4 separate regions of the Mus musculus genome follow, and regions 2, 3 and 4 are each linked to region 1. Evidence: chromatin loops called from intact Hi-C (ENCODE). Cell type or tissue: heart. All regions are shown on one strand.

Evidence for each region. Hi-C counts contacts between places; a loop is a spot of excess contacts. Peaks named below come from ENCODE experiments on the same cell type or tissue, not always from the same donor. Only the 100,000 strongest peaks of a DNase experiment are listed, where the experiment ranks them.
Region 2: it touches region 1 in a loop (9-fold over the local background); 23 of 42 quality-filtered maps call a loop at or near these places.
Region 3: it touches region 1 in a loop (3-fold over the local background); 22 of 42 quality-filtered maps call a loop at or near these places.
Region 4: it touches region 1 in a loop (7-fold over the local background); 11 of 42 quality-filtered maps call a loop at or near these places.

The regions. Positions count from the first base shown.
Region 1 is chr5:33,032,167-33,034,666 of GRCm38, reverse strand. The region is part of intron 2 of Gm29892 (a long non-coding RNA gene); the gene reads right to left. Among named protein-coding and RNA genes, the nearest start is that of Gm29892, 2.2 kb to the right of the region's middle. In heart, a CTCF peak has its summit at 1,237 (motif pointing right); a DNase peak (open chromatin) is centred at 1,276; H3K4me3 peaks cover 336 bases.
Region 2 is chr5:32,913,164-32,915,663 of GRCm38, reverse strand. Depdc5 (DEP domain containing 5) reads right to left here. Exons shown (of 43, transcript NM_001170567.1): 20 at 2,444-2,500. It also overlaps the pseudogene Gm24003. Among named protein-coding and RNA genes, the nearest start is that of Depdc5, 51 kb to the right of the region's middle. In heart, a CTCF peak has its summit at 1,414 (motif pointing left); no DNase peak of the experiment used is centred here.
Region 3 is chr5:32,933,717-32,936,216 of GRCm38, reverse strand. Depdc5 (DEP domain containing 5) reads right to left here. Exons shown (of 43, transcript NM_001170567.1): 25 at 2,202-2,267. Among named protein-coding and RNA genes, the nearest start is that of Depdc5, 71 kb to the right of the region's middle. In heart, a CTCF peak has its summit at 1,362 (motif pointing left); no DNase peak of the experiment used is centred here.
Region 4 is chr5:32,712,923-32,715,422 of GRCm38, reverse strand. No RefSeq gene overlaps it. Among named protein-coding and RNA genes, the nearest start is that of Gm52771, 19 kb to the left of the region's middle. In heart, a CTCF peak has its summit at 1,047; DNase peaks (open chromatin) are centred at 1,312 and 2,012; H3K4me3 peaks cover 1,551 bases; H3K27ac peaks cover 1,389 bases.

The sequences.
Region 1 (2,500 bases):
CTGATGGAGAAAATATGGGGCCATTGGTGTCCTGACTGACTGATATGCTGATAAGACCAGCTAGAAGCTAACAGAATGGCAGACCAGATTGGCAGACCTGCCGACTAGGCCAAAGACTGACTAATCTAACTAGACTGGCTGTCCTGGTTGGCTAAAATGACTGCAGGATTGATTGGCTGTCAGTTTGACTGCTGCAGGTATTGCAGTGACTGACAGCTTTGGTCTCCAGCCCCCTTCAGGCACACTAACTGCGAGTGCCTCCCGCCATCCAGTCCTGTAACTGCACAGAACTCAGCTGATGAAGCATCTCTCCCAGGATTCCCTCCTGCCCCTAAGTGGCTGGAAGCTGCCACCTCATGGCTACACCAGGTAGCACATGCCCTGTGAGTGTGCGGTGCCTAGTGGGCAGGACAGGAAGAGGGGGTTGGTTGCTCAAGGAGCCTCCTACTGCCTCATGTTCTCTTCTCCTCCTTGAAAGTGGGCCGGGCTGTAACCCCCCTCCCCCCCACGACTCCCACTGGCGTATCCAACCCTGGAGCCACATGCGGCTGTGGAGAATAATTAAGAATGTGGGCCAACAACAACAACAAAAATCGTACACTAGCTTAAACTATAAGGTTCATCTGTTTGTTTGTTTGTTTGTTTTCGAAACAGGGTTTCTCTGTGTAGCCTTGGCTGCCCTGGAACTCAGAGCTCTGCCTGCTTTTGCCTCCTGAGTACTGGAATTGAGGTTGCACGCCAGCATCACCCAGCTTAAAGCAGTCTAGGAGGTTCTCAGGAGGAAATTTTGTGGATGACAAGTGGTGTCGCTGTCAAAAGGTTGGACACGCCTTAAGTATAGCGTATCAAAAGTGCACTATCTCGGGCTGGTGAGATGGCTCAGTGGGTAAGAGCACCCGACTGCTCTTCTGAAGTTCCAGAGTTCAAATCCCAGCAGCCACATGGTGTCTCACAACCATCCGTAATGAGATCTGACTCCCTCTTCTGGTGTGTCTGAAGACAGCTACAGTGTACTTACATATAATAATAAATAAATCTTTTTTTTTTTAAATGCACTATCTCCAAAATTCCAAGAAATCTTCTAGGACCCCACTCCCATCCCCAGGACTCTACAAAAATCTGAATTGGGGCCAGGGGACACTCCATGGGGCGTTCATCATTGCCCCTCAAACTCTCTTGCAAACTCAGCTCCTGCCTTCCGGTGGAGCGTGGTGAACACCAGCGAGCCCACTAGGTGGCAGCAAATGCCTAGGAAAGTGGTACCTACCAGGCTGGAGCAGCTACTTCCTAACCCCAGGAGGCCAGATGGAGCCAAGGCAAGGAGGTCCAGAGTTGCAGGAATGTCCCCATATCAGAAAGAGGGACATGCAGAGGCAGAGAAGCTAAATGGGAGGGGTTGTAGTGTGTGAATGTTCACAGCCAGATAATATGTCCTCCCTGAGGCTGACTCTGTGAAGTTAGAGACAAGAAGAATATCTACTGTAGAGAACATGTTGAGTGTTATCTGGATTGTGTGTGGAACTCTATCAGAGCATGCAGTAAGGAATCAGTAAGACATCCCACAAGAGCCGGGCGTAGTGGTGCACGCCTTTAATCCCAGCACTCGGGAGGCAGAGGCAGGCGGATTTCTGAGTTCAAGGCCAGCCTGGTCTACAAAGTGAGTGCCAGGACAGGCAGGGCTACACAGAGAAACCCTGTCTCGAAAAAAAAAAAAAAAACAACAACAACAACAAAAAAAAGACATCCCACAAGCTGCCGAGACCTGGCTTAGCCCATGTTCTTCTGAGAGAGTATTTTGTAGGATCAGATAATGGTCCCTCATCAGTTGACTGTAAATAAAGAAGGAAATCTCCACATACAGAATGGGCTTGATGAAATTAGTGGAAAAGCCTTAAAATCAAAACTAAGGTTTCCATTTAGAAGGAAAAAAATCTGCCTAAGGATAACATCTTCAGGTCCCTGAGAGTTCCAACCTCCACTTCATGATTTCAGACCCACAGTCGCTTCCTCAGGTGTCTTCTGAGGGCACTGTTTTCTTTGGTTGAACCCTGACTGCGGAAGCCTTGTATGTGGTGGGGTGTGGTAGGGTGCAGTAGGGTGTGGTGGGGTGTGGTGGGGTCACAGTTATTCACTCCTTCTAAGTCTCGGGTAGTATTAGCTTTTAAGGGGCCATAACTAGAGGCTACAGGAAACCACCGTAGTTTATTAGTATTGCTAGGCATAGGACCACAAGTAGGCAAAGGAGCCAGGCTTTCTGCGCCACCCCACTCGGGTCTTATCTTCATGGATGCAACCTACTTGCTTCCAGGCTTTCTCTACAAACTCCCTTTGCCACAAGAGGCCAGGCGTAGCCTCTTTCTCCACTGTAGGAATGAGAAGGATGGATCCAAATCACACTCTCTCTCTCTCCTGGGAGCCAGCTGGTGAGTCGTCTCCCCCACCTCCACCCGCAAGCCTGCTGTGCTCTGTCCACACCCCTTGCTCTCCTGCCCTAATTCTA
Region 2 (2,500 bases), 120 kb after region 1:
TACACAAAATGAGCTCTGTCTCATTAGCCGCCACCACCAACACCTGCTCCCCACCCCCCAAAAAACCTCTAGAAAATGGATTTATGTGATTTGGTCAACAAAAAGCTAGAGTTTTTTGTTTTGTTTTTCAAAACAGAGTTTCTCTGTGTAGCCCTGGCTGTCCTGGAACTCACTCTGTAGACCAGGCTGGCTCTGCACTCAGAGATCTGCCTGCCTCTGCCTCACAAGTGCTGGGATTAAAGGCGTGTGCCACCACTGCCCATGCATTTCTGAGGGGAAAAAACTTTTTTCCCCTCTAGTTTCTTACACCCATTAAAAAAATTATACACAAAAAAATAAGCATAAGACTATTAGCAGGACACTGGAGTCCTGCCTTTAATCCCAGAACTAGAGAGTGAGGCAGAATAAATGTGATGAGTTAGAAGCTTGCCCTAGTGACACTGAGAACTCTAGGGTGGTTTGAGCTATGGAGCAAGATCCTAGTATAGACTTGTGATTCTACCAACTCCAAAGGCTGAGGCTCAAAAGTTACAAGTTCATGGCGAAATTTAATTCAGGTGAAGGGAGTTCAAAGTCAGTCTAGACAGCTAACTCACTGAGACTCCATTTCAAAACAAAAGGAAAAAACAGAGGCTTGGGATGCGGCTCAGATCTAATGCATTTACTCAGATGCTGCAAGCCCTAAGTTTAATTCCTAACATGGGCAAACAAAGCAAAATCTAAACTAAGCAAAAAATAGACTACTAAGAAAATAAAATTTAGGGGCTGGAAAAATGTCTCAGTTAAGAGCACCAGCTGAATCAGGTGGCAGTGGTGGTGCACATCTTTAATCCCAGTACTCTGGGGGCAGAGGCAAGCGAATCTCTGAATTTGAGGCCAGCCTGATCTGCAGAGAGTTCTAGGAAAGCTAGGGCTACACAGAGAAACCCTGTCTCAAAAAGCCAAACACACAAACAAACAAAACCAAAAATATGTCTGAGAATCTTCCTGTATTTCGAGACAATACTTCAGGACAAATAAAAGAGGTGGACCCAAGAGGCTGCAAATGGAATTCTCATGATCTCTATAACATGGCTTTCCTGGGGCTAATTTTAAAATTATATATATATATATATATATATATATACATATATATATATATATGTATATATATATATATATACACACACACACATATCTTCATATGAAGTTTATATATATATATATATATATATATATATATATATATATATATATATATATATATATATATGATGCTGGAGAGATGGCTCACCTATTAAGAGCACCGACTGCTCTTCCAGCACTCCTGAGTTCAATTCCCAGAAACCACATGGTTGCTCACAACCACCTGTAATGAGATCTGATGCCCTCTTCTGGTGAGTCTGAAGACAGCCACAGTGTACTCAATATATATAAATAATCTTTTTTTAAAATAAGATTTATTTTATGTATGTAAACATTCTGCCTGCATGTGTGTAGGTGCACCAACATGTTTGCCTATAGCCTGCGGAGGTCAGAAGACAGCTTTGGGTCTCCTAGGACCTGGAGATCGAAATCTAGATGGTTATGTAGCCACCATGTGGATGCTAGAAACTAAACCTGGGTCCCCTGAATGAGCATGTGCTCTTAACCACTGAGCCAGATCTCTAGCTCCAATGTAAACATTTTTTTTTTATTATATGTAAGTACACTGTAGCTGTCTTCAGACACACCAGAAGAGGGCGTCAGATCTTGTTATGGATGGTTGTGAGCCACCATGTGGTTGCTGGGACTTGAACACTGGACCTTTGGAAGAGCAGTCAGGTACTCTTACCCACTGAGCCATCTCACCAGCCCCAATGTAAACATTTTTAACATTGCGTTCATAAAAGTCTCTCAGGCTTGCTTTTTGTTTTATAATAGTCTGTTTTAATATAAAAAAGTGTTGGAATTTAAAAAACTGGAACGCTTCACAAATTTGCATGTTTTCCTTGAGCAGGGCCATGCTAATCTCTGTATGCTTCCAATGTTAGTGTATGTGCTCGTGCTCGCTCTCGCGCTCTCTCTCTCTCTCTCTCTCTCTCTCTCTCTCCCTCTCCCTCTCCCTCTCCCTCTCCCTCCCTCCCTCCCTCCCTCCCTTCCAGTGTTTTGAGACAGGGTTTCTCTGTAGTCTTGGCTATCCTAGAACTCAACTCTGTAGGCCAGGTTGGCCCAAATTTATGAAGATCCACCTGCCTCTACCTCCCAAGTGCTGGGATTAAACGCGTGTGCCACCACAACCCTCAGTTTTCTTTACTAATTTTTTTTTTCTTGAGATATAATCTCAGTATATAACTGAGGCTGGTTTTGAACTTGAAATCCTTCCACATTTGCCTCCTGAGTGCTAGGTTACAGGCCTATGCCACCACCATGTTTGGCCACCAAACAATTTTATATAACCCCCTAGAGAATCTGAGAAAAAAACCTGCAGGTGGCGAGGCGCTGAGCCCGGGATGGGCCAGGCAGCCTGAACACTTGAGCA
Region 3 (2,500 bases), 98 kb after region 1:
ACTTACTCTATAGACCAGGCTGGCCTTGAACTCAGAAATCCGCCTGTCTCTGCCTCCCAAGGGCTGGGATTAAAGGCATGTGCCACCACTGCCCCACCACTGCCCAGCCTTTAAGATCTTTTAAGTGCAGACTTTTATAAAATCTATAAAAGGAAACAAACAAGGGCAGTAACAACAACCCCTCCACACCCAAGAGTACTGAGTGGGACAGTTTCACAGTGTACACTGTAAATGCAGTGTATGAGCAGTAAGGAGCTTACAACACAGTGTATTTCCCCAGGGCTCCGTCAGCCTCACATCACTCTCCCATGGATGAAAAAGGCGTGTGTGCTAAGTACAGGGACAGAGTGCCTTAGGCCCTGGGGAAGACCACCACTGGGCATAGGCCTAACTCTATGCAGGGCTCACAGAGTCATTAGTACCTCAAAATTCAAAATACACCCCCAAACAGCAGAAATTGCACCCCAACTTCCCCACATGACAAATAAGAAGCTGTGCTTATCCCTACTTCCTGGATAAAACCAGAAGAGTCGTAGTCAAGCCACTGTGAGGTAGTGAGAAATGAAAGCCAGCTACCTCTTTATGTTGTCTTGGACACACCAGCCCTCACTACCTTTCTGAGTCTCGCAGCAGTGATTTCTGCTGGGCATGATAGCATATGTCTGTAGTCCCAGCACTGGGAAAGCAGAGACAGGATGGTTAATACAAGTTCATAACCAGTTATACTGAGAAACCCTAGCTTAAAAAACAAAACAAACCTGGAAACTATACAAATGGTTACTAATAAAAATAATTACTAAAACCCAAATATAATCATATGTTTGATGATATAATTAAAAATAACTTCACATTTTCTGTGTTTTTTTTTGTTGTTGTTGTTTTGTTTTGAGACAGTATCTTACTATGTAGCCCTAGCTGGCCTGGAACTCCTACTTACACCAGGCTTCCCAAGTGCTGGGATTAAAGCCCTGTGTTACCACACTAAGCTTAATAAAATTAAAACAAACAAACAAAGGGGGGATGGTAGAGAGTTGGCTCTGTGGTTAAGAAGAACACTTGTTCTTGCAAAGGGCCAGGGTTTGATTCTCAGCACCCATGTGGGGGCTCACCACCTCCTCAAACATCAGGCATGCATGTGGCACACAGACATACACATGCAGACAAAACACCCATACAAACAAAATAGTAAAAACAAAAAACAAAAAACAAAAACAAACAATTTTTAAAAAGAAAGAATAAAAGAAGGCTGGAGAGATGGCTCATCTGTTAAGAGCACTGACTGCTCTTCTAGTGTTCCTGAGTTCAATTCCTGGCAACCACATGGTGGCTCACAACCACCCACAATGAGACCTGGCGCCCTCTTCTGGTGTCTGAAGACAAGTACAGTGTACTCATACACACAGTACAAATAAATCTTTAAAAAAACTAAAAGAGAGAAAAAAGAACAAGCTTTGGGGCTGGCATGATAGCTCAATGGCATGAGGTACTTTCCACTGAAGCCGATAACCTGTGCTTGATCCCTGGATCCACCCAGCAGCAGCAGAGAGCCAGCTCCCATGGGTGTCTTCTAGCCTCCATGTGCATATGCTATGGCTTATGTGTGCAACCACACAAATGTGTAAAATAAATATTTTTTGACTTAAAAAAGTGAGCAATAGGGACATGAAAAATTGTAAAAGGATTCAGTTCATTAAACATCAATGGAGTCAAAAAGACCCAGAGCTACACAGCCACAGCCACACAGAATAAAGCAGTGCAGTGGTAAACGGTTCCCCGTATTCTAGTAAAGGTTCTCTCTAACTGCTCAGCTATTTAATAGACAAATGTGACCTAGTCAAATGTTTTCAACTATAAGTGTATCTGAAGGACTCTAGTTATAGCCGTTATTTCTTTCTGATTTTTCTCCCAGAGCTAGTATTAGGTCTAAGAGCTAAGGTTGGCTTCTGCCCGGCGAGAGGGTCTTCTGGGGAAGTCTACTCCTTGCCGTGTGTCCTGAATTACACATCCTGGAGCAGGTCATTCCGCCCACTTCTCTCACTTGGCATCAGAGAGACTCAAGAGTCCCTCACATATCAGCTTCCTGACAGAGAACGTGGCTTTCTGGACGACTGTCTTCCCACAGGGCTTGCTCCTGCCCTCACTACTCCACAGTCCACAGTCCCCATCGCCTGCCCTCTCACTAGTCCGTCAGCCCTTCTTACTTGGGTCTGGAGAGGTAGAAACACTGTCCTCTAGGGAGTCCTTGTTCTGGGTCCTAGGATTCACACCTAGAGAAAGAAAAGGTGGCTTGTGTGAGTCAAAGTTACTCGACAAAAAAGTTCTTATACTTGTGGTTGAAAAAGCTCAAAATAAAGTTAAAAATACAAACACAAACCAAGTGCCAATTATGAAATGGGTATTTCAAATGGCCCAAAAGAATCAGCCACAGAAAAATATGAACAACTTAGAATTTAGGAATGAACCAGAACTTCAATGTTATCAAAACCATTCTTTTTGTCTG
Region 4 (2,500 bases), 320 kb after region 1:
CTTTCTTTCTTTCTTTCTTTCTTTCTTTCGTCCTTTCTCTTTCTTCCTTTCTCTTTCTTTCTTTCTCTTTCTTTCCTTTCTTTCTTTCTTTCTTCCTTTCTTTCCTTTCTTTCTTTCTTCCTTTCTTTCCTTTCTTTCCTTTCTTTCTTTCTTTCCTTTCTTCCTTTCTTTCCTTCCTTTCTCTTTCTTCCTTTCTCTTTCTTTCTTTCCTTTCTTTCTTTCTTTCTTCCTTTCTTTCTTTCTTCCTTTCTTCCTTTCTTTCCTTTCTTTCTTCCTTTCTTTCCTTTCTTTCTTTCCTTTCTTTCCTTTCTTTCTTTCTTTCCTTTCTTCCTTTCTTTCCTTTCTTTCCTTTCTTTCTTTCCTTTCTTTCTTTCCTTTCTTTCTTTCCTTTCTTTCTTTCTTTCTCTTTCTTTCTTTCTTTCCTTTCTTTCTTTCCTTTCTTTCTTTCTTTCTCTTTCTCTCTCTCTCTCTTTTTTCTTTCTTTCTTTCTTTCTTTCTTTCTTTCTTTCTTTCTTTCTTTCTTTCTTTCTTTCTTTCTTTCTTCTTTCTTTCTTTCTTTTTGCTTTTTTTCGAGACAGGGTTTCTCTGTATTGCCCTGGCTGTCCTGGAACTCACTCTGTAGACCAGGCTGGCCTCGAACTCAGAAATCCACCTGCCTCTGCCTCCCGAGCGCTGGGATTAAAGGCGTGCGCCACCACGCCCAGCCATTAGTCATTTCTTTAATTAATTTAGTCTTGGTTTTTTTTTTCGAGACTCAGCTGGTATTTTTTCCTATTTTTTTGTCTCCCCCCCCCCCCCCCAGAGCTGAGGACCGAACCCAGGGCCTTGCACTTGCTAGGCAAGCACTCTACCACTGAGCTAAATCTTCAACTCCTCCTATTTTTTATTTTTAAATTTTTAAAGGTTTAGATTTATTTATTTATTTATTTATTTATTCAGAATTATTTCTTTATTGAATTTTTTTTTTTTCTGAGACTGGGTGTCTCTGGGTTGAACCCCGAGACGGTTTCTCTCGCGCGCCACCCGGTGGCGACAAGTTGTCACTCCAACGCTCCGCTCCGGTCGGTGTCAAAGGATATGGATTTGCCTGCGGTCAACCGGCCAGCCTGAGGGAAGGGCGGGCAGTCGAGCGGCTTCGACCCGGTGACGGGGTCGCGTTTTAAAACAGTAGGTTACCGGGAGATTGTATCTGGAGCTACACAGGTGGGACCTACAACTCCCACCTTGCCTCGGTGCTTTTGTGATGTCACTTCCTGTAGCAAACAGGAAGTAACACCCGAGGCAGGAAATGACTACAACTCCCAGCATGCTTAAACACTAACTTCCTGCGCCAGACAGGAAGTTCCTCCGTTCCCAACAGGAAGTGAGTTCTTCTAGGGAAGAACTCGGAGCGTCAGCGACGACGAGGATTTCCGGTTTTGAGTTCGCTGCCCGGAAACAAACAGGGCATGCCGCATGCGTAGTTCCTCTCCTTGCCGAACCCAGTTTTCCTGGTCCTCTCCGCGTCGCCACCTCTGAGCAGCGCGACCTGATCTCCGGTTTCCCCGCAGCGACTACCGTTACCCCCGGCGACTCCAGTGACGTCACCGGGTCAGGTCCTGACCGAAGAGCCTTGGGCGACCCGTCACCACTCCTCGCCTGTTGACGTGTGCTGCAGCTGTACATGTGTACATGTGTACATGTGTGCCTGTTGTGTGATGCCAATGTACATGTGAACATGGGTCCCTCGTATGTGATGCTGCTGCACATGTAAATATGTGTGCCTGATGTGTCATGCTGTTGCACATGTTTACATGTGTGCCTGTTGTGTGATGCTGCTGTACTTGTGTACATGTGTGCCTGGTGTGTTATTAACCTGTAAATGTATGCCTAGTGTGTGTTGCCACTTTACATGTGTGCCGGGAGTGTGATTCTGCTGCACATGTGGACATGTGGGCCTGGTATGTGATGCTGCTGCACATGTGGACATGTGGGCCTGGTATGTGATGCTGCTGCACATGTGGACATGTGGGCCTGGTGTGTGATGCTGCTGTTCATGTGTCCTGGAGTTTGCCTGGTGTGTGATGCCACTTTACATGTGATCCAGGTGTTAGATGATGCTGTACATGTGTTCAGGTGTGCCTGGTATGTGTTGCTGTAGCACATGGGTACAGGTGTGGCTCTTTATGTGATGCTGCTGCACATGGGTTCATTTGTGCTGTGTGTGTGATACTCAGTGTGACACTCAGATACTCATGCAAACATCAGCTTTTATTTGTATGAGGGACTTGTGCCATGAGAATTTTTGAGAATTTTAGGAATTGTTCTGACCTCTCAAGAACATCAAATAAATAGTAAATGACTGAGATAGCAGAAGCAGCAGCTTTATTACCTCAGAAATAGTTGCATGGCCTGTGAACCACAATGGCTTGAATTTAGCTAGTTTTGATATCCACTCCACTGCCTTAGGCACATCCCAACGTTCACTGACACCCATCATCTGCAAGGACAGACTTCTCAC